Regions from separate parts of the Homo sapiens genome. Here regions 2 and 3 are each linked to region 1. A link is a loop called in an ENCODE intact Hi-C map of the cell type or tissue named here. Cell type or tissue: heart left ventricle. All regions are shown on one strand.

What was found. A loop is a pair of places that touch in the nucleus more often than their neighbours do. Peaks named below come from ENCODE experiments on the same cell type or tissue, not always from the same donor. Only the 100,000 strongest peaks of a DNase experiment are listed, where the experiment ranks them.
Region 2: a loop joins it to region 1, with 6 times the contacts of the local background. A loop is called at or near these places in 35 of 110 quality-filtered maps.
Region 3: a loop joins it to region 1, with 5 times the contacts of the local background. A loop is called at or near these places in 7 of 110 quality-filtered maps.

The regions. Positions count from the first base shown.
Region 1 is chr10:16,111,714-16,119,713 of GRCh38, forward strand. No RefSeq gene overlaps it. Among named protein-coding and RNA genes, the nearest start is that of LINC02654, 160 kb to the right of the region's middle. In heart left ventricle, a CTCF peak has its summit at 4,857 (motif pointing right); no DNase peak of the experiment used is centred here; H3K27ac peaks cover 308 bases.
Region 2 is chr10:16,768,808-16,776,807 of GRCh38, forward strand. The region is part of intron 3 of RSU1 (Ras suppressor protein 1); the gene reads right to left. Among named protein-coding and RNA genes, the nearest start is that of RSU1, 45 kb to the right of the region's middle. In heart left ventricle, no CTCF peak of the experiment used is centred here; no DNase peak of the experiment used is centred here.
Region 3 is chr10:16,540,733-16,548,732 of GRCh38, forward strand. No RefSeq gene overlaps it. Among named protein-coding and RNA genes, the nearest start is that of C1QL3, 23 kb to the left of the region's middle. In heart left ventricle, a CTCF peak has its summit at 4,618 (motif pointing left); no DNase peak of the experiment used is centred here; H3K27me3 peaks cover 843 bases.

The DNA of each region.
Region 1 (8,000 bases):
GGTGTTTTAAAATAGGATTGATATGACAGTAGCGTTCTAGAAAATAGATCCTTAGAAAACAAGAATATTTAAAGGGAAGGCATAACGCAGAATGAGTAAACTGTGTAGGAGAATACATGTTATGGGGTGAGAGAAGCAGATGCTAAAGAAAAATACCTCTAATTGAAACAAAAATCATGTACACATAAAAAAGCACAAGTACAAATTTTGAAAATATTTCCTAAAAGACTCACCAAAACCAGTTTTTAATGGTTCCCAAAATATTTTGGTGTGGCTTACCATAATACTTCATAATCATATCAAATTTCAGCTAAATGTTACATTACCAAATTGTCGAATTAAATTTTACATTGTTCCCTGAAAGCTTTATGAAGGTATTTCATTAATACCATTGACCCTCGGCATGGTACAGAAGAAAGAGTACAAGATCTAAAAGCACACAGCTGCCTTGTGTCTTTGGACAAGTGACATAATTTCCCTGGGCTACAGTTATCTAATTTATAAAATGAGGGTTGCAAAGTCTCCACTTCATAGGATGTTAAAAGCCTTACAATAAATAATGCCTATAATATTTCTTTTAAAATCTGACACAGAGGCCACTAAATGTTCCTCTCAAAAGACTTCAGAGGTCAATAAAAGAGCTTAATGAGATTACAATAATATAAGTCAGGTGGGCAGGAGCAAGGACCTGAAATGAAACTTATTCATTGAGCCAAGATGGGGACATAGGAGAGAAGTGATCCAGATACAAATACCCAAGGGCCATGCAATCTGGGAATCTGAGTGCTTTTTCCAAGGCATCTTCTCATCATGTTCACTTTCAGTCCAGGCAAGCAATTGACACTATGGAATCCAAGCTGATAATGAGTTCGGAGGTATAAACAGGTTGGCGAAGTACAATGTAGAATGTCTACCCATCAAGAAAGGGTACCAGCCAGGACATAAGACAAGAACCAGGCAGCTTCTCATAAAGAAAATTGGGAAAGACAGATCAAGGCTAAGTCCAATTATAATAACTGGGACATGTCAAGGGGAGCAAGGGTTGGGTCAGAGCTCAGGAACTAAGTGAAAGCTCATTTATATCGGGGTCAGGAGAGAGTAAGGGAACCTAAAATCAAGGCTGGGCACGAGGCTCATGCCTGTAATCCTAGCAGTTTTAGAGGTCTAGGTGGGAGGATCGCTTTAGGTCAGGAGTTTGAGACCAGCCTGGGCAGCATAGCAAGACCCCATCTCAAAGAAGAAAGAACGAAAAAGAAGGAGGAGAAGAAAATAAATACATAAAATACAATCAGGTAAAAATCCTTCTGTCCAGCCAGGATTAGTCTAAGTAACAAGGAAAAGTATCCAGTCTATTGGTAGTATCAAGGAAAAATTATACTGATCAGAATTAAACAGGCAAGAAAAACGTTATTCAAGACTATTACAATATGGGAGATAGATTAAACTCAACTCTGCTCAAACAAGATGGGAGCACTGTGTTGGGATGAGCTAGAGGAAAAGTACTAGAGGACATTAAAGAGGAAGTTAGTCAATGTGATTAGACTTCTTCTGTTTGCTAATTGGTGCTATGGAAGTTAGGCTCCTACCCTCTCACAGAGACTGAGAGACAAGGACACTATCTTTCGTGATGATTACCATTCAAAGGCATGTCTCCTAGGTCCTTGAGAAAGATATTCCTGAGTTATAAAACTGGCAGGACTTTGGGAGAAGACTTACATCTCAGAGGGGCAGAGAAAGAATTTACAATTCCAAGTTTTCTAAAGTAAATGCTCTAAGGAAAGTAAGGTCAGAGGTCTATAGTCAGATAGAAATCTGTCTAAAATTTGATAAAGCTGAGGGGAACATGAAGGCCCTCTTGGAGAGTAAACAAAATATAACTACAACTATGGGACTTTTAAGAATAGTTCCAAAACAGACCTGAATGCCCAATTCCAATATGGTGGACTACAAAAAATTGGAGTCATCTTTTTGGTATCTGGTAGTGGCAAAGCAAAGGTTAAATACAGAAGACGTGGTTCCCTTTTGTTTTCTTCAAAGGACTACGCTACTGCCTTTCTAAGGCTTTTTAAAAAAATCTCAATTCACATCATTCTAAAAGTAAAAGGGGGCCACTTAACAGTAATTCCCAGGGTTTATTCCTCCAACTGTGAAACCTCTGGAGCTCCTTTCATTTCCTTCAAGGTCTCTTCCTCCTTCCAACTATTTCTAGGAGCCCCTGAGGGTCTGTTATATGTACTCACAGACAAATCCTTTCAGCTAGCAACAGGCATCTCCCTCTCTCCTTCCCTCCTGCTCTGAGTTCTTTAGTGCTCTTGGAGCTGAGCCCTTGTCCTTGCTCTTGCTGGAGGTCCCTGTCAAGATAAGCCCAACCCAATGTCACCCCTTGTTCCAGTGTCCAGCATCCTCAAGCTTGGCTGGCACTGCCTCTGGCTGCTGCTGAAGCTGAGTGACACAGATACTGCCCAAAAGGATGCAGCTCTCAGCTCTGAATGCAACTGGAGTCAGTGGTGAGAATACTGTGCTGGAATCCAAGGTGGTCAAATACCCAATGCCCAGGGGGAAAGAATGCCTCACTTTTGTTGTAGTCTAAAATCCTTTTGGTTTCCAGTGACTCTCGCGAGCTTGCAAGAAAATAGCTTATTCAGTTTACTCAAATGGTTCACCCCTTTCTAGGTCTCAAGGTCAATTGGCTTGGGAAAATATAAGCAACAAACAACATCTTGTATTAAAATTTACCCTGCTCTCCAATGGCTGAGACACCTTATTAGCCAAACTTAATATGCAAGTCTCTCTCTTCCCTCAACATGGGATCTTTCCCAAGAGGCTACTCAGCTCCTCGTGCAAATACAAAACTTGTATTTGGTATTTGTATTAGAAATACAAATACACTTCCAGGGCCTGACCTATGAGTCTTCCTTGTTTACCCAGACAAGTCAAACTACTGGTGGTATTCTCAATCTATGCCAGCAATGAGCTACTCAAGGCCCAGGTAAATAGAGGCAGCCCGGATGGAAGAATAGCAAGAGGACCTTCTGTTGCCACAATGGTTGACTATTTGGTTACCTTTAGTGCCTAGAATTCAGTGTTAAGTTTCAAACTGGCATTCTTCTTCTCAGCTGAGTAGGTAACTTTAGGTGGAATAAAATATACATTGCTTTTCCACGGTACTCAATAAACCTATTATCATTTTGAAATTTGAGAAAAAAATAAGTGTGTCTCTTGAACTGCTTTATTTTTCCAAAAGTCGTTCTTCTACAAAAATTGTACCCATCACTCATTTAGAACCAAATGTCCTTTGTCCACACTTCTATATTTCCTCAGAAGACTGATTCTTCTAATCAGTTTGGGGACAAGGAGAGAAAATGCAATAACATGATTCCACCAGGTTATTACTGTAAAAGGCAGGAGGGCATTGGCTAGCATGGGCACCATCCTCAGCTAAGCATGGAGTAACTTACAAGCAGAACTAACTGAAGACACTCATGCAACTCAGATACAAGAATGAAGGAACACACGGACAGTAAATTTTCCTCCTCAAACCCACTTTTCCTTAGTTAAACTGGACTCTTCCCTTTTTAAAATTCGGATCGCTAGCCTGGATGAAAGAATTGCATATTCAGATTTTTCACCCTAGAAGAAGAAAAAGTATCCTAAAAACAACATACTTTTGATTTTTAAGAACTTTTTCATTGTTAAGAATGAAACAATTGTTTGAGGGAAAGTTAATTTTCTACAGAATTAGAAGAGACTGTTGAAAATAATTGCTGAAGGATGTATTTGCTCAAAAGTTACTCCTGATGTCTGTAACAAAATCTAGAACATAGTAGATTCTCAGTAAATAATAAATGCATGCTTAGATAAGTGAATGAATTTTAGGACTTAAAAAGAGAAAGAGCTTTTTTATTTAATAAACAAGATTCATGGTCTGGGGGCAGCTCTGCATTCTGTTCTGTTTCTCTACTTTTCTAACCTGGAGTTGGTTATATAATATATTAGTCAGGATTCTCCAGAGAGACATAACCAATAGGATAGATAGGTAGACAGGCAGGCAGACAGACAGACATAAGTATAGGTATGGGTATAGATAGAGATATGAGAAGGGACATATTAGGGAAATTGACTCATGTGATAATGGAGGCTGAGAAGCCCCAAGATAGGCCAGCTTTAACCTGAAGACCCACAGAAGCCAGTAGCATGGCTCAGATAAATTACAACGGCCAGAACCAGAGAAGCTAATAGTACAACTCTCAAACCAAGGCTAAAGGCCTGAGAACCCAGGGGGATACTGGTGCGAACCCAGAGGGATACTGGTGCAAACCCCACAATCCAAAGTCGAGAGAATCTGGATTTCTAATGTCCAAGTACCAGAGAAGAAGATTGTCTCAGCTCCAGGAGAGAGAGAGTTAATTTGCCTTTTGTCTGCCTTTTTGTTCTCTCTGGGCCCTCAATGGATTAGATGCTGCCTGCCCACATTGGTGAGGGTGGGTTTTCCTTACTCAGTCCACTAATCCAAAGCTTATCTCTTCCAGAAACGCTCTTTCAGACACACCCAGAAATAATGCCTCACCAGCTATCTGGGCATCCCTTAATCCAGTCAAGGAGACACTTAAAATTAACCATCACAGACAATATGTATGACCTTATGCATGTCTTTTAAACTCTTGTGGTTTCTCAGTTTCTCATTTGTAAAGTGCAGGGTTTGGACAAGGAATTTCTAAGATTCCTTCAAGTTCAGAAAGGCTTTAATTTCCAGTTGCTAGGCATCTAGGTGCTAATAACCAAACATCAGCAAATCTGTGCAATTTAAGTCTCCCCTTAAAATAGAAGTAGGTTGCAAATTGCTTCAGGCCCACTAGAGGGCAGGTATTGAGACACATCTGTGGCGAAGAAGGACTAGAAATACAAAGCGGTCCCACATGAACTACTGTGACATAGAAATGGCAAGTTGCGTAACACTTCACCCTTGAGCATCACAAAATATTTTACAAGCAGAGACTATTGACCCTATTTGGCAGATAACAGAAACTGTGGTGTATCCAGAGCGAATGACTTACTTGGAAGCACAGAAATTCACCAAAAATATGGTCTATGATTCCAGCCTCTTGTTTCTTCGTTTTAGATATTGACCATCACTTGGATGAATTACAGAATGATGGAATCTGAAAGTCGTCAGGAAACTCAGCGGTTATTTCACCCAATACTTAAGAGAAACACACTCAGTTTTACGTTTCTCAAAACACAGCCAGCCACAGGGTAACTCAAGGAGCCAGGTTGGAGGTGCCCTTCAGGGTGACTTCCTTTTGAAACATTCATTCAGAAGGAATTTTGAAAATCAAAGAAGAAAAATATCTTGGAAAAAACTGGCTGCTGGTGGTACTGTCTCCTCCAAGTTGACATCATCAATCAACCAACAATGTAGGAGAACTGTCAGATTCTGGCAGCGTGAGGGACAAGAGAAATTGTCAGACACTTGGAAAATGCAGAGCTGCTCTGCAACACAGCTGGAGCCCTGCACAGTTGTTATTTGGTTTGTGGCGGGGGGGGGGGGGGGCGGCACAAAATTTAATGGGAAGAGGGGAGGAAAAGAGAGGGTATTCATGGAAAAATATCAATTAAAACGTGCCTGATTCATAATTTTCTCTATTTCTCGGCAGAATAACTTTCCATCCTGCTTTTTGCATTGTTATCTTCAAATTCATTTTTCAGCTGTTATTCATACTTCATTTTGGTGTTTCTGAATGTATTTGTCCTCACAGTAACTGTTGACAGGTCCAGCCCTGGAACCATCTGGCTCCTGAAGTAATGAGACCAAATGAAATGGAGCTTGAAGAAATTAACATTCTTTCCTTAATCTATTAATAACTGAAAAGTGTTGATTTTGGTGACAGCTAGATACTTTATTATGAGGCATATTGGTTAATTAAGAGCATCGTAATGAAGGTTATAGGAACGCATATCCCTCCAGAAATATACATATTTTTAATAAGCATAATTTGATTCTTCTCAGAGGCTCAAAAAAAAAAGTCAGTGAAAATGTTATGCACAAGGAAAGTCTCAACAAAGAATAAACAGACAATTTTGCATGGATGGACCATGGCTACTGTTGTTTTATTATCTTAAGTGTGCCTGTGTGTATCAAATACAGCTGCTGCATATCAGCGAACATTGCAGATAATTACAAGTCTTCCAATCCTATGACTCCACTGTCCCACGATTCTTTCCATCTATTTACTCTTAGATGACGTTTGCGGGTTTCTAGGGTCCTTATGGGGATGGGCAAGAGAGGAAACATCCATTTTGCCAAAATTTAAAATGCACAGTCTTTGATAATTAGATAATAGATAATGACATTTCCTTGGTCTTCTCTGATGTTTGCAAACATTTTCCTATCGTCTGTGAAAAGTTTACAAAAACTCTATCTCGCACACAGACCTGTCATTAATAAGAGATCAGGTGCTCTACCTTTCCTCTCACCTTTCCCTCACACTGAGCTCAGAGAAGTTCTGCCTGCCCCTTGAGTATTGTGGATGCCCATTTCCAGTCACGGTTAGTCTAAGAATTTGCTCTCAGACCTTACTAAGAAATTTTATTTTTCCTCTGTTTACAGTCTTCGTTCAATTTTAGTTAACATGTGTATGAACTTTTCAGGCAAGTTCAGCATCATTTTTCTTCCTGACTGGTGTCCCATTGAAAAAAAAACACCCACAAGTAAATTCCCCATGTTTTCTCTACTGAGAATATGAAATGAGTTGTGCATTGGTGTGTATTTTCATTGCAAAACTTTGCTGCACCATTTCCTCTTCTTCTCTCTTTCTTTTTGCCATTGTCTGTCCACTATGTAGCCAAGACATCCCCACAGAAGGGCTGATCTGTCCCTCTTGCTTGTTCTCTGTTAAGACATGCTATGCAAGATTGAGTAGAGAGGGAAGATAAAGACCTACATAATTCAGGAGAAAACTGGCTAATTACAATCAAGGGTGTGTGTTTTTCTATTTTGGGCCTCAATTATCCAGTTTGGTTGTCAACGTTGAAAAATTACTAAATGAAGACCAGATCTTTCATACAGACACTGCATTTCTGAGCAGAGGGAAAGCATTTTCTCTTTGTTTTCCCATTTGCTTTGTTATGTTCAGTCTCTATTTAAATTCTACTTGCTTATTTTACTTCTTGACACTTTCTCTCCATTTTTCTCATCCTTCATATTGTTGATGACAGATGTGTGTCAGCACCTTCATGACACTGTGCCCTCAACATTAGACTCAGGAGACATTCGGGGAACTCACTCTCTCATTCTATAATCAGCACTTCAGTTAGTCTTTGGTGACTACTTATTCCTGTTTATTTGGATAAGTAATTCTGTCTTCAAAAATACAGTTACATTAACAAGCAGAATATTAGGGTCAACTTTACTTAGGGTACATGGCACTTTGGCCAGCCTTCTAGCATTCCTAGCCAGGGTTCTACATATCAGGATGACCACGCTGAGGAACTGGAAACAGATTCAAGGCCATTGTTAGCTCTGTCCATCCTTATCTGCTGCAGCCACAGTAATGCCTGATTCCACAGAGTGGCTGGAGAACCCTCAGTCTCATCATTCGAGCTCAGGGCCAGAAAACTCATAAGGTAAAGTTAAGAACCATGATGACTGGGTCAAGGTTATTCTTAGTATACAAGGGCACCAGTAATTGGAATAATAGTGCTGAGTTCTTTTTTTAAATAGATGGGGGATAAGACAAAAAAGAATAAAGACAATTGTTGGAGAAAGCTCTGTCTAAACCAGTGACAGAGAGTAGACATCAGTAATATAAAGTCATACTTATCTTTATTGCAGTTATGCTGTGCTAGCTCACTCTGGATTGTTTTAAGTGGGTACACCCCTCTCACATAAATACTATCATAGAAAAGGCTCAAAAGCCCAGCACCAGAGACAGCTCCCTGTCTCTGGGATCCTTCCAGGCTTTTTCACCCCTTTTCTTCATTACCACTGGAAAATACTTACT
Region 2 (8,000 bases), 660 kb after region 1:
GTTTCTGGAAGGTTCCACAAGCAGCCCAAAGTGCCTGAAGGGTTCATTAACTTCTCTTTGGCCAGAAGCACCTCCACTTTGCTGGACAGGCTGGAGAAACCAAAGTCCATCTGCGTGAAATACTGACACAGCCCCTTCCTGAGCAACAGCTTTACTCCTAAAAGGACATGTATCTACGGCCATCGGTAATACCTGCAACAGGCATGTGCCAGCCGGTACTGCACCACTGATGCACATTCACAAAATCAACAATCAATCAGCTCAAGAATAGGCTTCCCCCAACTGGTCAGCAGCCCACAAACTGTCTCCCCTCCATAGGAAGAATCAAAATCACCTGTTGTAACAATCGCAGTTTCAATTCTGTTGAATAGAGTAAGGAAGATTCTGTTCTATGATCTAAAATTAATAATTCCACAACCAACAACTCAAAGCATTTTAGGAGTTTATACAATAATAATTAGCAGGGTATGTTCTGGGCTGGGCTTTCTGTTGGACAGCCACTAGTTATATGCAGCTGTTTGAATTTAAATCTAGATTAATCAAAATTAAATAAAATGATGAATGCTATTGTTGGTCACAGCAGCCCCATTTCAAGAGCTTGACAGCCACATGTGGTGACCAGTGGCTCCACTACTGCATGGCAGGGATACTGACCGTTTCCATCACCGCAAAATGTTTTATTACACAGCCCTACCCGATGGCAGTGGGTCTCAAACCACAGAGACGTCAGAATCACCAGATGGCTTGCTAAAACACAGATGGAGGGGTATCCCGGAGTTTCTGATTTAGCAGGTTTAGGGTAAAGCCTGAGACTCTGAATTTCCAACAACTTCCCAGGGGATGCCGATGTTGCTGGTCTGGGAACCCTCTTTTGGCTCAGAAAACTTTTAATTCATTGGCAGCATCACGATTATCAATCCAACACATATGTCCCTTACCCCATGCGATAATGCGATGAGTATAATAATCAATCTGATCCAAATAAAGATGCCTCTTGAGCCTGGGGAACTGATGACACGTGAAACAAATGATACTCTAGGTAGCTTAACACGTTCAACGTGGATGCTACAATCAAACCCTTTCTAGTCAACTTCTGCTTCCCCATACAGCATTTTATGGTAAGATCACTGTTGCTTAAGACGGACAACTTTCCAGAGGAGAAAAGCCTTGAATTCCCTAGCACACTGAATTAAGTCACTCAGTGGCAAATTCATCATGACCAAGGGTAGTCATACAAAGAGATGTCACCTGCTCTACTGCTTGGCTTCAAAACACTGAACCCTAATGGCAGGATGCTGGGTGGTAGTGACGGTACAGACAGATCGGCTTGGGTGCAGCTGATTTGGGGGCTTTTTGAGCAAAAGCATCTTGGGGCCCTTGAGGCAAAAAAAAATCAAAGCCGTAAGGAGCGACAGACTCTGGGAGCAGCAGGCACCACGCAAAAAACATAAGGACAGGAGCTCTGCCTGGGTGCAGCCCACGGGAGGGTCAGGGGGTCACACTTTGGTCTTTAGAGCCATATGGTTACCACCGACAGCCAGGTCCTCTTCAGCTCCAGAAGGGCAGCACTAGACCCTGCACCATGCTAACACACACCCACGGCTGCCAGGAAGCCAGAAGCTGCTCCAAACACATGGCGCTTTCCCTCCGCAGCACAGGCATGAAATCTGGAGGTGACCTCCACCCACCATCTCCACCAAACTTCTGGGGAGTTGGGGGCTGCACTACACCCAACTGTTTTTGCAGAAGCACCAAAGGATGTTTTCAGAGCTGGTGATTCCTGAGCTAGGGCTGGCCCAGGGCATGAAAGCCAGGGGACCCAGCCTCTTTGAAACAAGTGAACTGATAGCTCAACCTCTGCCTCCAGTGATGGATTGTGAATTACAGCAAGGGGATGAAGAGGAGGACTTAAGGCAGGTACTTCGTGGGAGGCAACTGCTCACAGCCAGGGCCAGGACAGCAGGTGGCATCGCGGCATGTCCGCCCTTGTGCTGCAATGGAGGCAACGCTACTGTCTCGTGCCCATTTCCAGGAAGCAAAAGTGCCACCAATCCTTGGGCCAAAGAGTCCCCAAAGAAACTACATAGAATGAGTCACAGCAAAATGAAACTGAGTAGTATTGCTTCTAAAAACCTGACATATTGCTATTTAAAAAAAAAAAAAAAAAAAAAAAGGAAGTTTTTGTCTGTTGTCATAACAAATGAAAATGCCTGGGCAGATGTTCACAATGTCATATATTTCTGCAGCTTTTTTTATAAAGCATAGAAGGACAGAGGATGGCAGAGGATATTAAAATTAGCTTGTTATTTAGATAACTTAGTATGTTACATTACTACAACCAAGTCACTAGAAAAATTACTAAAAACATGAGAATAGGTGAAAATGAGTGAGGCTCTTCATTATATATACGGGAGGGGAGGGATGGACCATTTATGAGAAAATGGTGAAAGCAAACATTTCCTTGCCCCAGCATTTGATGAATATGATAGTGAAAAACAAGTGTCCCCCTTTGGCCTGAATGAAGTAAGGGAGGAAAAAATCAAATTAGCAGAAACTAGATGAAATATGACATGGGGCATCCATGGTCAAAGTAAAAGCACAGCCTTTTTAATCTCTAGCTGTAATAACTGGAGAACATGAGTCCATTCATAGCACAGAGGTGGTGTCTAGACTAATTACATACATGCCGATTCTTTCAGCAAATCATAGTTCTCAATGTCATTTTAATGATTATACATAAAGAAGAATCTTCTCACTCTCGCGTAGGAATAATTACATTCTTCAGCACTTTATATGCCAAAAAAAAAGGTCATTTGTAGTTATAGTGATTAATTACCTTTGTTTTCTGGCCAAAAACACAAGGTGGACAATAATGAACTAATTACATATTACCACAAGACTCTGATGTTCAAAAGTATACTAATGATAACTGTCTTCACAGATTTTATGGGATTTACCCCAAAGCAGCTATTAAAGCAGTGAATTACGGTAGTTCCAGGTTATTTAAAAACATAAAGTTTATGAAACAGTAAAGCAAATTCTCATTTAAAAGGTTCTACATGTTCCTCAAGGTAAACATAAAATAGCAAAGTATCTAAGCATCTACGCCAAGAAAGGCCAACATCCTCCAATTATTAGCTTTATAAATAACAATGGTAATGTACTTTTGGTTAATAAACAACAAGTATTACTGGGGACCTGTGCCCCAAAAGCACACGCTCACTCTATGCTATCATGAGCTGCCTCAGGATTCTATAGCCTAAGTCATTTTAGTAAACAAAAATATCCCCTGGCTTAACTCACCGCAAAACAATGGCCCTACTCTTTCACCAGCAATGTGAAAAATCAATTACGTGAAAATTAGAGGAAAAAAGGCATAAGCAAGTGATAAGGTCGATTTTAGAGGATAAAGCCAAACATGCAAAAATGTATGTTCCTGAGCTATAAAAAGTATGTATGCATAACCAAACAAATTTCCTAAAAAGCTGACAAGTATGGATTTCTTCTCCTCTGAGGATATAAAAATTAGTTAATGCCTGAATCTTGTGTTAACTCCCAAAGCATCTTCAGGAGGACGTATGAACTCTGAAATCTTGCAGGAACACCACTTCTAAATTGCACTACAATTCTGATGTGCGACCCCTCCAGCAAAGCCATACATCAATAAAGAGCTTTAATTGGGGAGCTGGGAGGGAGAGGCAGCACTGAGAGGAAAGGAAATGGCATTCAGTGGCCTGGGGAGGAAGTGACATCCAGCGAAGGGTAAGAAAAGGAAGGGTAGGAAAAATGCCTAGAAAATTCCAAAACACTGGAAAGAGAGAGGAGTAGAATATGAAAAAAAAAAAAAAAAAAAACAAGAAAAAAAAACTTCAATCCATCAATGGAAAAAAGCAGTCTCAGTGTTATAAAAGGACTGATCTAGGCTCTTTTATATGAGTACATGCCTTTACTATGTATAATATATATGGATGTATATCTACACATAAGCCTCGATTATTAACATTACAAGGTAGATAGTCAGCAAGTCACATTCTATCTTGCACTCTTTTACATGCACACAGAAAAAGCACGTTTTGTCATTAGTTTCTGTCTTCTTTCACAATTAAGAATTAATCTAGGCTGGGAGCAGTGGCTCACACCTGTAATCCCAGCACTTTGAGAGGCCGAGGTGGGTGGATTGCTGGAGCCCAGGAGTTTCAGACCAGCCTGGGCAACAGGGCGAAACCCCACCTCTACAAAAAAATTAGCTTTGCATGGTGGTGCATGCCTGCAGTCCTAGCTACTCCGGAGGCTGAGGTGGGAAGATCACTTGAGCCTGGAGGTTAAGGCTGCAGTGAGCTGAGATTGCATCACTGCACTCCAACCTGGGCAACAACTTGAGACCCTGTCTCAAAAAAAAAGAAAAAAAAAAAGAAAAGGAATTAATCCATCAAATCCATCAAGAGGCCACAAGTGGACTGCTTCTCTTCCTACCAGACCTTATGTTTAGGGTCACTGCATGAGGAGGGCAGGAAGGGGAGGAAAAGGAAGAGGCCCAGGGCTAGGAAAATCCACCAAATCCACATGGGAGCTTTGATCATTCCCTTCGAAATAACCCAACTATGGCTTTTAACCTTAGGAATTCTCCCGTTCTTCGACTGGAAGGAGTAAGGATCCAGAGCCACAGGAACGCTTCGTCCATGGAGCTCCTACACTGACCTAACGGGACGTCAAGTGCACACACAGATCACTTGCAGAGGCAGCAGGGGACACGGCGGAGCAGCCACTTGGAAGCTGTACAGAAAGCTCTGTCGCCTCCTCATTCTGGTCACTTAATCACTTTACACCTGCCTCCTCCACGTAATACAGAGTGGGGGTTCAACAAATTCACTCTTTTCTCTTTCACTTCCTGCTGAAGTTATTATATAGGTGTTGTTCTTGATGGTCCCACAGGCTGTGGGGTGCCTTGTATTTCTTTCCACACAGTGCTGGTTCAGTTGGATGAAAAGGAGGGCTTCACAGAGAAAGATGAGCATTCATCTCAACTTTCTGAAGGATAAGCCAAATTCAGAGAAAGGGGTAGGAACATCAGTTTTTTTAAAAAAATCAGGTGACTAGAACAAAGAATAGATAGGCAGGGGAAAAAAGCTAAAGAACCAGCAAAAAATTAGACAAAAGAGGGTTCAGACTGAAAACAGCAAAACGCAAGGTCAATGAGTTTGTTACTGGTTATCAATTGTATCTGAGTGGTTTTGGTCTATGAGGCTGACTGATGAACAGAAAGAAAAATGGAAATGGGAAAGGTATTCCGTTAAAAAAAAAAAAAACTGCATATGCCCATATGCCCACACACGTTCTGTTCAACCCTGGGAGCTACAGGATTGCAAATTCTTATTTAACAAAATGTAAATTTAAGCAGATTAATAAGATGGCACTTATCAATATTTTTTAAAAAGTCATCAAGAATGAGTTCTGTGATGCATTAAAAATCATCTAAAGTTTTATACAAATCTCCAAGGAGCATCTCCTTTAAGAAATAGCATCACTAGGCCGAGGCAAGCAGATTGCTTGAGGCCAGGAGTTCAAGACCAGCCTGGCCAACATGGTGAAACCCGTCTCTACTAAAAACAAAAACTAGCTGGGCATGGCAGTGCACACCTGTAGTCCCAGCTACTAGGGAGGCTGAGGCAGAAGAATCGCTTGAACTCGGGAGATGGAGGTTGCAGTGAGCCGAAATCACGCCACCGCATTCCAACCTGGGTGACAGAGTGAGATCCTGTCTCAAACAAACAAACAAAAAAATAGCATCCCTATGTCCACACTGCATGCAAACATACTAGTGTTATCTTCATCCGATTCTGGAGTTTCTAAATCTGAGCTGCATGGACCTCTAAAGAATTCATGGATGAACACAATGGGATCCACAAGCCTCTGCTGGAATTACAACCATCACGTGCACTTCTCTACAGATCAGGGTTGTAGTTTTCACTCTATTATTTAAAAAGATCAGTGACTTAAGAAAAGTTAAGAAGGCTGGGCACAGGGGCTCACAGTGGCCTGTATTTCTGGTACTTTTGGAGGCCAAGGCAGGAGGACCACTTGAGCCCAGGAGTTTGAGTCCAGCCTGGGCAAATTAGCCAGGCGTGGTGGTGCACATCTATCTAGGAGGCTTGCTTGAGCCCAGGAGTTTCAGGTTACAGTGAGCTAGGATTGTGCCACTGTACTCCAACCTGGGTGATAAAAACACTATCTCTAAAAAATAAAAACATAAAAAAAGAGAAGAGATGCTCTACAAGAATGTATGTACCTAAGTATTGCACCTCTTAGTGTATCTCCTCTATCATTCTGCACACATACTCACATGTACACACACATCAAGTGATATAGGAGAGAGGGCATCAACTGAAAATGTACGTATAATATTTTGCTATTAAATCAATTCTGTTTGATAGACATTCTATCATCAATAGCAATAGAAACCTTTTTCAGGATCAGCCCCGCACATGGGCTAATTATGAGTTGGAAAGTGACAGGCTTACACTCCCCCGTCTTATTTTCTCCACAGCCTGCCACCGTTCTGAAGTTCTCACGATTGGGGTGGTTCCATTTAAAAATATATTGTGGAGGAATTAGCACGTTAGCTGGCTTCCGCTTAGCACAAAACAGGACCTCTAGAAAAAGGATTCTAGAACAGGTACATTTTGGTTGGTGGGGCTGACAACAAAAGGAATGGGGGTGGGGGGTGGCCACAGTCTACAAGCTGAGGACAGATTAGATGCCACCGGCAGGACACGTCTTCGACTTCATTCGCTGGCCTTGGCTGCACTGGTTCTGGGTTCCTGGGTCAACAGACCCTCCCATAGCATGATCTCAGGTGCTCACTCACTACAGCCAAAAAATCGCAACACATGCCCAACTGCCAGTGCTTTTTTATGGTAACCTGACTACCGGTACCATCAGATAGATATTGTTTAATTAATAGCTGTTAGACTCAAAGATACTATGCATATTTTTTTAACTCTCATCTTTTAATGATGGCAGAGAAGCAAACTGATAAATGTGCAGTAATTTAAAAAAATAAGTTATTGATCAAAGCCTCTGTATTATAAACACATTTACACTCTGTTAAAATGCGAACAGCAAGTTGTTTTGATATTGTCACAAGATAAATTCATGACACAGAGACCATTTATTTTACATATTCCCCCCTCATGGTTTAATTTCATACAAGCCATGCACAAGAACTTTTGCATAAAGCATGACAAATAATCTATGAAGGAGGGAATAACTACAGACTTAAGAACAGCAAGGTCTGAGAAGAGTGGTGAAGGTCGTCCTCAGGAATTCAGACAGTTAATTCTTCTCAATCATCCCAGCAATCTATTATGTCTGCATAAAAAGGTTTCAATGTATTATGCTTTTTAAAAACTGCTAAATTTTCTTCATTATAATTGGATCTACAAATTTTAAGAATGCAGTATTTTCATGTGAAATATGCTGCTTAATTTGTTTATAATATGACTTATGGTAGATAATCAATGTATACATCTGCATAAAATTTAAAAGTATTAAATTCTATGTACTTAGAATATTATCTTTGATAAATAAATTATTGAAACCACCAAAGAAGGTATCTTAGTATTTCTTGTTTGTTATAATTCTAAATTCATACATAAGCTGTAACTAATAGGAAATAGTGTATATTAAAAAAAAAAAACCCACATTTTGCCATAAAACTTAGGTTTACTACCTGCCTGGCCATTTCCGATGCATTAAATGATGAGATATGGTCACAGTGAAGACCTGAAATTGTAGGCAAAACTGCCAATACCTCAGGAAAAGGTTTTACATGGCAGTTAAAAGTATAAAACTAAACAATTACATTCAGAGACCCACACTTTTGAAAAGTTTTACATAAATGTCGGCTCCTCAATGTTTGCACAGAGCAAAAAGATATCCTTGGTTATTTCTTGCACAAAATGACGAATGTCTAATCCTCAACACACATGGGTCACAAAATT
Region 3 (8,000 bases), 430 kb after region 1:
TCTTTTTTTCCATTTTAAAAAAAGGAAAACATAGGATTTTTCCCTTTTAAAAAATGGGCTGGGCACAGTGGCTCACGCCTCTAACCCCAGTACTTGGGGAGGCTGAGGCGGGCGGATTGCCTGAGGTCAGGAGTTCCAGACAGCATGGCCACATGGTGAAACCCCATCTCTACTAAAAATACAAAAATTAGCCAGACTTGGTGTTGTGCACCTTTAATCCCAGCTTCTCAGGAGGCTGAGGCAGGAGAATCACTTGAACCCAAGAGGCAGAGGCTGCAGTGAGCCAAGATGACACCACTGCACTCCAGCCTGGGTGACACAGAGAGACTCCGTCTCAAAAAAAAAAAAAAAATTAATAGACTATTGTTAAGAGCAGTTTGAGCTTTCCAGAAAAATAGAGCAGAGAGTACAGAGGTCCCAGGTATCTTCTCCCCTCTTCCTCTGCCTCAGTTTCCCCTATTACTAAAGATGTTAATCTTTGCGTTAGTGGGCATATTTATTACAATTGGGGAATCAACACTGACACATTATTATAAACTCTATAATTTACATTAGGGTTCACTCTTTCATTGAAGGGATCTTAGTGTAGGTGGAGAATGGAACTGACTTTGTCTGATGTACAATTTTGGAAGACCCAGCTTCACAAAAGCTGTTGTTAGGGGCTGGATTCTATTCCCCACCCCCCCCCCCAAAAATTCCTATACTGAAGTCCTAACCCACAGTATCTCAGAATATGTGAAGTTATTTGGAAATAGGGTCATTGGAGATATAATTAAGATGAGGTCACACTGGAGTGGGGTGGGCTGTAATCCAATATGATTGGTGTCTTTATAAAAGAGAGAAATAGGAACACAGGCATATACAGGGAAGATACTGAATAAACCCGAAGACGGACGTACACAAGCCCTACAGAGAGACCCTGAACAGGTATTTCCCTCACTGCCTTTGGAAGAAATCAGCCCTGCCAACACCTTGAATTATGGGTTTCAGCCTCTAGAACCATGAGACAATACATTTTTGTTGCTTAAGCCCCCCAGTCTGTGGTACTTTGTTATGGCAGCCCTGGTAAACTCATAACAGCTGTGAAGACCTGCTATAAGAAAACCTACTGAGGGCCTAGCATGCTGGCTCACACCTGTAATCCCAGCATTTTGAGAGGCCAAGGTGGGAGGATCGCTTCAGGTCAGGAGTTCAAAACAGGGCCTCACTGTGTCGCCAAGGCGGGAGTGCAGTGGTACAATCACAGCTCACTGCAGCCTTGGTCTCCTGGGCTCAAGTGATCCCCCTGCCTCAGCCTACTGAGTGATGGGATTACAGGTACGTGCTACCATGCCCAGCTAATTTTTTAAAAAGAATTTTTAGTAGACACAAGGTATTGGTATGTTTCCTAGGATGGTCTTGAACTCCTGGCCTCAAGAGATCCTCCCAGCTAGCCTCCCAAAGCGCTGGAATTACAGGTGTTAACCACTGCATCTGGCCTCCAAATTTATTTTTGAAATCACCTAAGTAAAAAAAACAGCTGCAAGCAAACAAATATCATATTTTTTCTCACCATTCTCACTAGAGAAGTCTCTAGGGGCACCTGGTTCTCTAGGTGGGTATGCACCAGGTAACTGTATTCTTCAGAGAACTGTTTAATCATCTGTATAGCCTTGGTGTAGCAAAAAATACCCTATTACCAGAAGTCGAGTCTACAGAGTACTAAATGAAAATAAAAAGTGGTCTTTATTCTGTACAGGTGATATGGTTTGGCTTTGTGTCCCCACTGAAATGTCATCTCAAATTGTAATCCCCAGGTGTTGAGGTGATTGGAGCGTGGGGGCGGTTTCACCTCTGCTGTTCTCGTTATAGTGAGAGAGTTCTCACGAGATCTGATGGTTTTATAAATGGCAGTTTCCATAGGTTTCCTTTTTTTCTTCTGCCACCTTGTGAAGAAGGTGTCTGTTTCCCAGTCCGTCATGATTGTAAGCTTCCTGAGGCCTCCCCAGCCATGTGGAACTGTGAGTAAATTCAACCTCTTTCCTTTATAAATTACCCAGCCTCGGGTAGTATGTTGATAGCAGTGTGAAAACGAACTAATACAACAGGTTTAAAGGCACGTTTATGAGATATTTAAGAATAACAGCACTCGCTGTTCCAGGGAGTAAATTGAGTTATTTACAGTAGTCCTCACCTGTGGTGCTAGGATTATTTGGAAAGAAGGAACACAGCCTCCCTCGAGCAACTTAAGCCAAGTGGCATAGAGCATAAAAACACACGTGGGCTAGAGCAACAACCATTAGGAAGTGAGGCGTGTTCAAAGATAGACTTTCTGCTGGCTTTCTCATCTGGTCTGTATGTTCTCTCTTAAGTATGGCTTCTTGTTTCGCTGATTCTCAGTTCTCCTGTAGGTCCTAACTGACCCTGCCTTTATGTATTCTTCGATTCCAGAGAGAATTCATTTCCTTTGTTTAGTTCATTACCACAGCGACTTTGGGAAGAGTGCTTTGTTTGAGGCCATGTCAGGTCATTGGACAGGTTTATGGCCAGGCTGTCTAGGGCACTTTGTGGGACTCTGTGGGTTGTGCCCAGTGGCTCTGGGGCTGTCTGTGGGGCCCCCGATAAGCCACTGGTCCAGTCAGTGGCTGCTCTTGCAGAAGGAACGGTTGAGTTGTCTGCGACCATGATAGGCACATGTGGGGTGCCTTGCTTTCGTACTCTGTTTACGTGAATCTCAGTTATCACCTGTGTTCTTCAAAGCTCATCAGTCTGAAGTGGCAGAAGGGTGTGAAGAAAACAAAAGCAGGGAGGTGGGTCATTGTTGTAACAACAATAATGATCTCTTCATTGGTTATTTTTCATATCTATTAACTTTAGTCTACTTTGCAATTTATATTTCATTTGCACATCAGATATGCAAAACTGAATCTTGTTTGAAAACTTCAAGTATTCAATACCTTAAAATTTGAAAGCTTCAAATATTCCAATAACTTCAATGCAACATCTTGGTAGTAATTTTTTTTAGACAGAGTCTCACTCTGTCCTTCAGGCTGGAGTGCAGTGGCGTGATCTCAGCTCACTGCAACCTCCACCTCCCAGGTTCAAGCGATTCTTCCACCTCAGCCTCCCGAGTAGCTGGGATTACAGGTGCCCACCACCACACTCGGCTAATTTTTTTTAAATTTTATTTTTAGTAGAGACGGGGTTTCACCACATTGGCCAGGCTGGTCTTGAACTCCTGGCCTCAGGTGATCCACTCGCCTTGGCCTCGGAAAGTGCTGGGATTACAGGCATGAGCCACCACACCCAACCCTGGTAGTAATTTTTAAATATCTATCTTGTCAACAAATGCCTGATAGCAAATATAAAATGTTACAGTGGACACGCTGTTCAAACATTGTGAAGAAAACCGTCTTTTTAAGAAACTGACAATGAAACTGACATCTCTAGTTCCCTTACCACATAAATAAAAGCCTTTAGTACAGAAGTATCTTTTGGAAAAAAAAAAAATCTAAAAAGTAAATGAGAGCTCTGCATTAGCTCACTATTGGAAGAAAAATGGAAAGTTTTCAGGAACAATCAACATAACTCTCTGCCCCACCCCTGCTCTTTCCACTGAAGAAGGACAAGCTGTCGTTACACCTCAGGCAAACACCGTTGCCCCAGTCCCTTGGGCTCATTGGAAGGTAGGCAAGGAGGGAACAGCCTGTCTCCTGATAAACAAGTGCAGAGGGTTCCAAATATCATCTCAAAGAGCCAAATTTATTTTGCAGCAACTTTTCATAAACCCAAGGGCTACATGGCTGACAGTAAAAAAAAAAAAAAAAAAAAAAAGACAGTGTACAAACCAAAGCATTAGGATTTTAAGAATTATAGAAACATTTAGTCATTAAAAAGCATAGAGGCAGTACTTGATAGATACATAAATATTTTATACATAAAATCTTCTTGGTTATTGGAAAGGAAAAAGGTGCCAAACTTGGAAAATGGCAGCTTCTACCAAATGTGTGAATGAGGAGAAAAGCTGGTTTGCTTCTCAGTGCCTTCGTGAATCTTATTTTCACGGGGGAAAGCCTGCCCTGTTTCTCTTTTCACGATACACTTAGCAGCCCTGCAGCCAGATTTTTTAGAGAGGAATGAGGGAGATTGGTGAGAAGCAAAGTACGAGTTTTCCAGCCATTTGGCTGGCACTATGCTTTTTAAAATGGTTTATACCACTTCATATTTCCCAAGAACCCCACATCATCCATCTAAAAAAGACAAAGACAGGAATCAAGTATTTGGTTGGTTTTTTTTTTTTTTCCAAAAGAATAAAAATAGCAGGTGGATTTTTACTTGATCTGTGATAGTTGGACTTTGGTCTTAAATGTCCATTATTTTTTATGTTTGAAAAATCACCCAATATAAACTATGAGTCGTGATTTTGTCTCCTTTCCTTCCTGTTTAGCTTGGATCTCTTTGGCAAGAACTCTTCTATTCCCCTTGGCTCGTGCAACAACATATGCCAGTTATGGTGTTTCCTCTGTATTTCCTGGTTGTCAGAAGCAATGTTGGTAGACAACATCTTCAAGCATCAGTGTTGTGTTAAGGGAAAGGGTTGTTGATGGCAAAAAGTAAGCTCCCTCTGCTGGTTGAGGGCTCCCTCTGCAGAAACGAATGTCTGAATATCCATTTAGAGACCGCGTTCTTTCTTCTTCCTACCCAGACACAAACGCTTTTCTGTTGTTGGAAGTGAAGATTGTCTATGAACCTGATACCTGGAAGAGCCCCACAGGAAATGCTGGAGTGGGTTTCTCTGAGGATACTCCCTGAGGTTTTACATGCAAACCCTGAGACTCTGGACAGTGTTAAATGATAAGGCTTATCGCTCTGAAAGGGACAGATGGCAGACCTACCCTGAAATAGCTTTTCTGGAAGAGTAACACATGGTAAATTGCATTAATTGCAATAATTGCTTTTTATGCCTTGATGAAAACTACCAAAGACCTTCAAAGATCTTCTAATCATGGCAAATGAGCACAGTTCCCCCTTACCAGTGACACAGCTACAGTGCTCCGGCTTGGGGTTCTGCAGAGAGGCTACAGAATTAAGAGCATAGGACCCATAGACTTAGGAAAGAGATGGGCAGGTGAGGCCCTGGGTGTAGCACAAGCTGGAGGAGTATCTAGTCCCATTTGGGGGCCAAGTTGTGGGTATTTCTTGTATAACATGTATTTGGTTAATTCAATAGTCATGGGGGAGGCTGGGGTGGGCAGATCACGAGGTCAAGAGATCGAGACCATCCTGGCCAACATGGTGAAACCCCATCTCTACTAAAAATGCAAAAATTAGCTGGGCATGGTGGCACACGCCTGTAGTCCCAGCTACTAGGGAGGCTGAGGCAGGAGAATTGCTTGAACCTAGGAGGCAAAGGTTGCAGTGAGCCGAGATTGCGCCACTGCACTCCAGCCTGGGCGACAGAGCGAGACTCCATCTCAAAAAAAAAAAGTCATGGTACATAAGGATTTAGGGAGTCTCCTCACTTAGCATGAACTGCAGGTGAGAATTACATTGGTGTCTTGTCTTCCTTCTTTCAAACTCAACAGAATAGCAGAGCGGGGTGGAGGGTAGACTTTCCTACTACATTTCTGTGATTTCCGTCTTACACAAACTAACCATGTAACTCAAGGAGGATTTATATTCTTTAACAAAGCTTTCCAGTTTTTCTCCTTTGAAATGATTTGGTTATGTGTCCCCTCCAAATCTCATATCGAAATGGGACCGCCAATGTCGGAAGTGGGGCTAGTGGGAGGTGTTTGGGTCATGGGGGTGGATTCCTCATGAATGGCTTGATGCCCTCCTCATGGTAATGAGCGAATTTTTACTCTGTTAGTTCACACAATAACTGGTGCTTTAGAAGAGTCTGGCTTCTCTCTTGCTCCCACTCTTGCCATGTGACATGCCTGCTCCCCCTTCATCTACCACTAAGCTTCCTGAACCCTCACCAGAAGCCAAGCAGATGCTGGCACCATGCTTGCACAGCTTGAAGAAGCATGAGCCAAATAAACCTCTTTCCTTTATAAATTACCCCGCCTCAGGTACTTCTTTATAGCAATGCAAATGGAGTAAGACATGCTTCTATGAAGATTTTTACGTCTTTGCTTTATTGTACCTCCTTTATGTTGAGTCAAGCTTCTGCTTTGTGCATGGAATCAGTCTATGACTTTGGATATTTTCCATTATTTTAATCTTCCAGGAATATTTATATCTTTTTTCATTCACTCTGCCAACAAATGCAGGAAACTTTATGGAGAAGACACTAGATTTCAGGCACTCTACTAGTGTGGGCTACTTCCATGGTATGTGGGATAAAAAGATTACTTATCACTAACATTTTTTTGTTGTTGTTCCAGACAGTATTGGAAGCACTTTTGGTATATCTCATTTAATCCTCTCAGTAAACCTTTGCGGTTATTATTATCCCTATTTTGCAAGTGAGAAACCAGCATCTCAGACAGATTACATAGTTTTTTCAAGGCCACACAGCTCATAAGTGGCAGAGCTAAAACTTGAAACTTTCAGACACCTTGTTCTTCCTGGTCTGTACATGGAAAGACTATCACTGTTGGGGGTGGGGGTGGGGGTGAACTTGTAAGTTAGCAAACAATCTCCATCCAGGATGACAAGGGCCCTATTGTACATATGCAATGTGTTAGGGCAGGTGATATCATTTGGATGTGTGTTCCTGCCCAGATCTCATGTTGAAACGTAGTCCCCAGTGTTGGAGGTGGGACCTGGTGGGAGGTGACTGGATTTCTCATGAATGGTTTAGCACTATCCCTTTGCTGCTGTCCTTGTGATAGTAAGTTCTCTTGAGATGCGGTCATTAAAGAGTGTATGTCACCTCCCTCCTACTTCCATTGTTGCTGCTCCGGCCATGTGACCTGCCTGCTCCTCCTTTGCCTTCCACCATGATTGTAAGTTTCCTAAGGCTTCCCCAGAAGCTGAACAGATGCCAGCATCATGCTTCCTGTACAGCCTGTGGAGCTGTAAGCCAATTAAACCTCTCGTCTTTATTTTTTTATTTTACATTAAGTTCTGGGATACATGTGCTGAACATACAGGTTTGTTACATAGGTATACATGTGCCATGGTGGTTTGCTGCACTTGTCAACCCCATCATCTAGGTTAAGCCCTGCATGCCTTAGGTATTTGTCCTAATGCTCTCCCTCCCTTTTCCCTCACCCACCCCAATAGACCCCAGTATGTGATGTTCCCCTCCCTGTGTCCATGTGTTCTCATTGTTCAACTCCCACTTATGAGTGAGAACGTGCGGTGTTTGGCTTTCTGTTCCTTTGTTAGTTTGCTAAGGATGATGGTTTCCAGCTTCATCCATGTCCCTGCTAAACCTCTTTTCTTTATAAATTACCAGTCTCAGGTATTTCTTTATAGCAATGCCAGAACGGACTAATACAGCAGGTGTCAGCAGTTTTCTTCTGTCAAGTGCCACATAATTAATATTTAGGCTTTGTGGGCCAAGAAGTCCCTGATGCAACCGCTTAACTCTACATACTAGCAAGAAAGCAACCACAAATAATATGTAAATGAATGAGGTGGCTGTGTTCCAATAAAACTTTATAAAAACAGGTGGTCAGCTGGATTTGACCCACAGGACTGTAGTTTGTCAACCTCTGTTCTAGGGGATTACAAGGAATAGAAAAACCGATTCTGCCCAAACGTGAGAAACAGACATTTGAATTAATCCCTGGATATCAGGCCACAAAGGAGAAAGTCATTCCAAGCAGAGAGAAATGTGTTTATAATTGGGGAACTCCGATTGAAAATTGGTATTTGGGGAAAATATGACATGTGAGTGACAATAAATGTATAGGACAATGGCAGAATCCAAGTTTGGAAAGGGGGATTTGTGCCTAGGTTAACAAATCATGTATTTTATGATATCCACTTAGTAAGCGCAGTTTGTTTATGTAGGCTTTTTGTTTTGTTCTGTGAACAACTTGTTTCTCTTCTCCTGATACAAC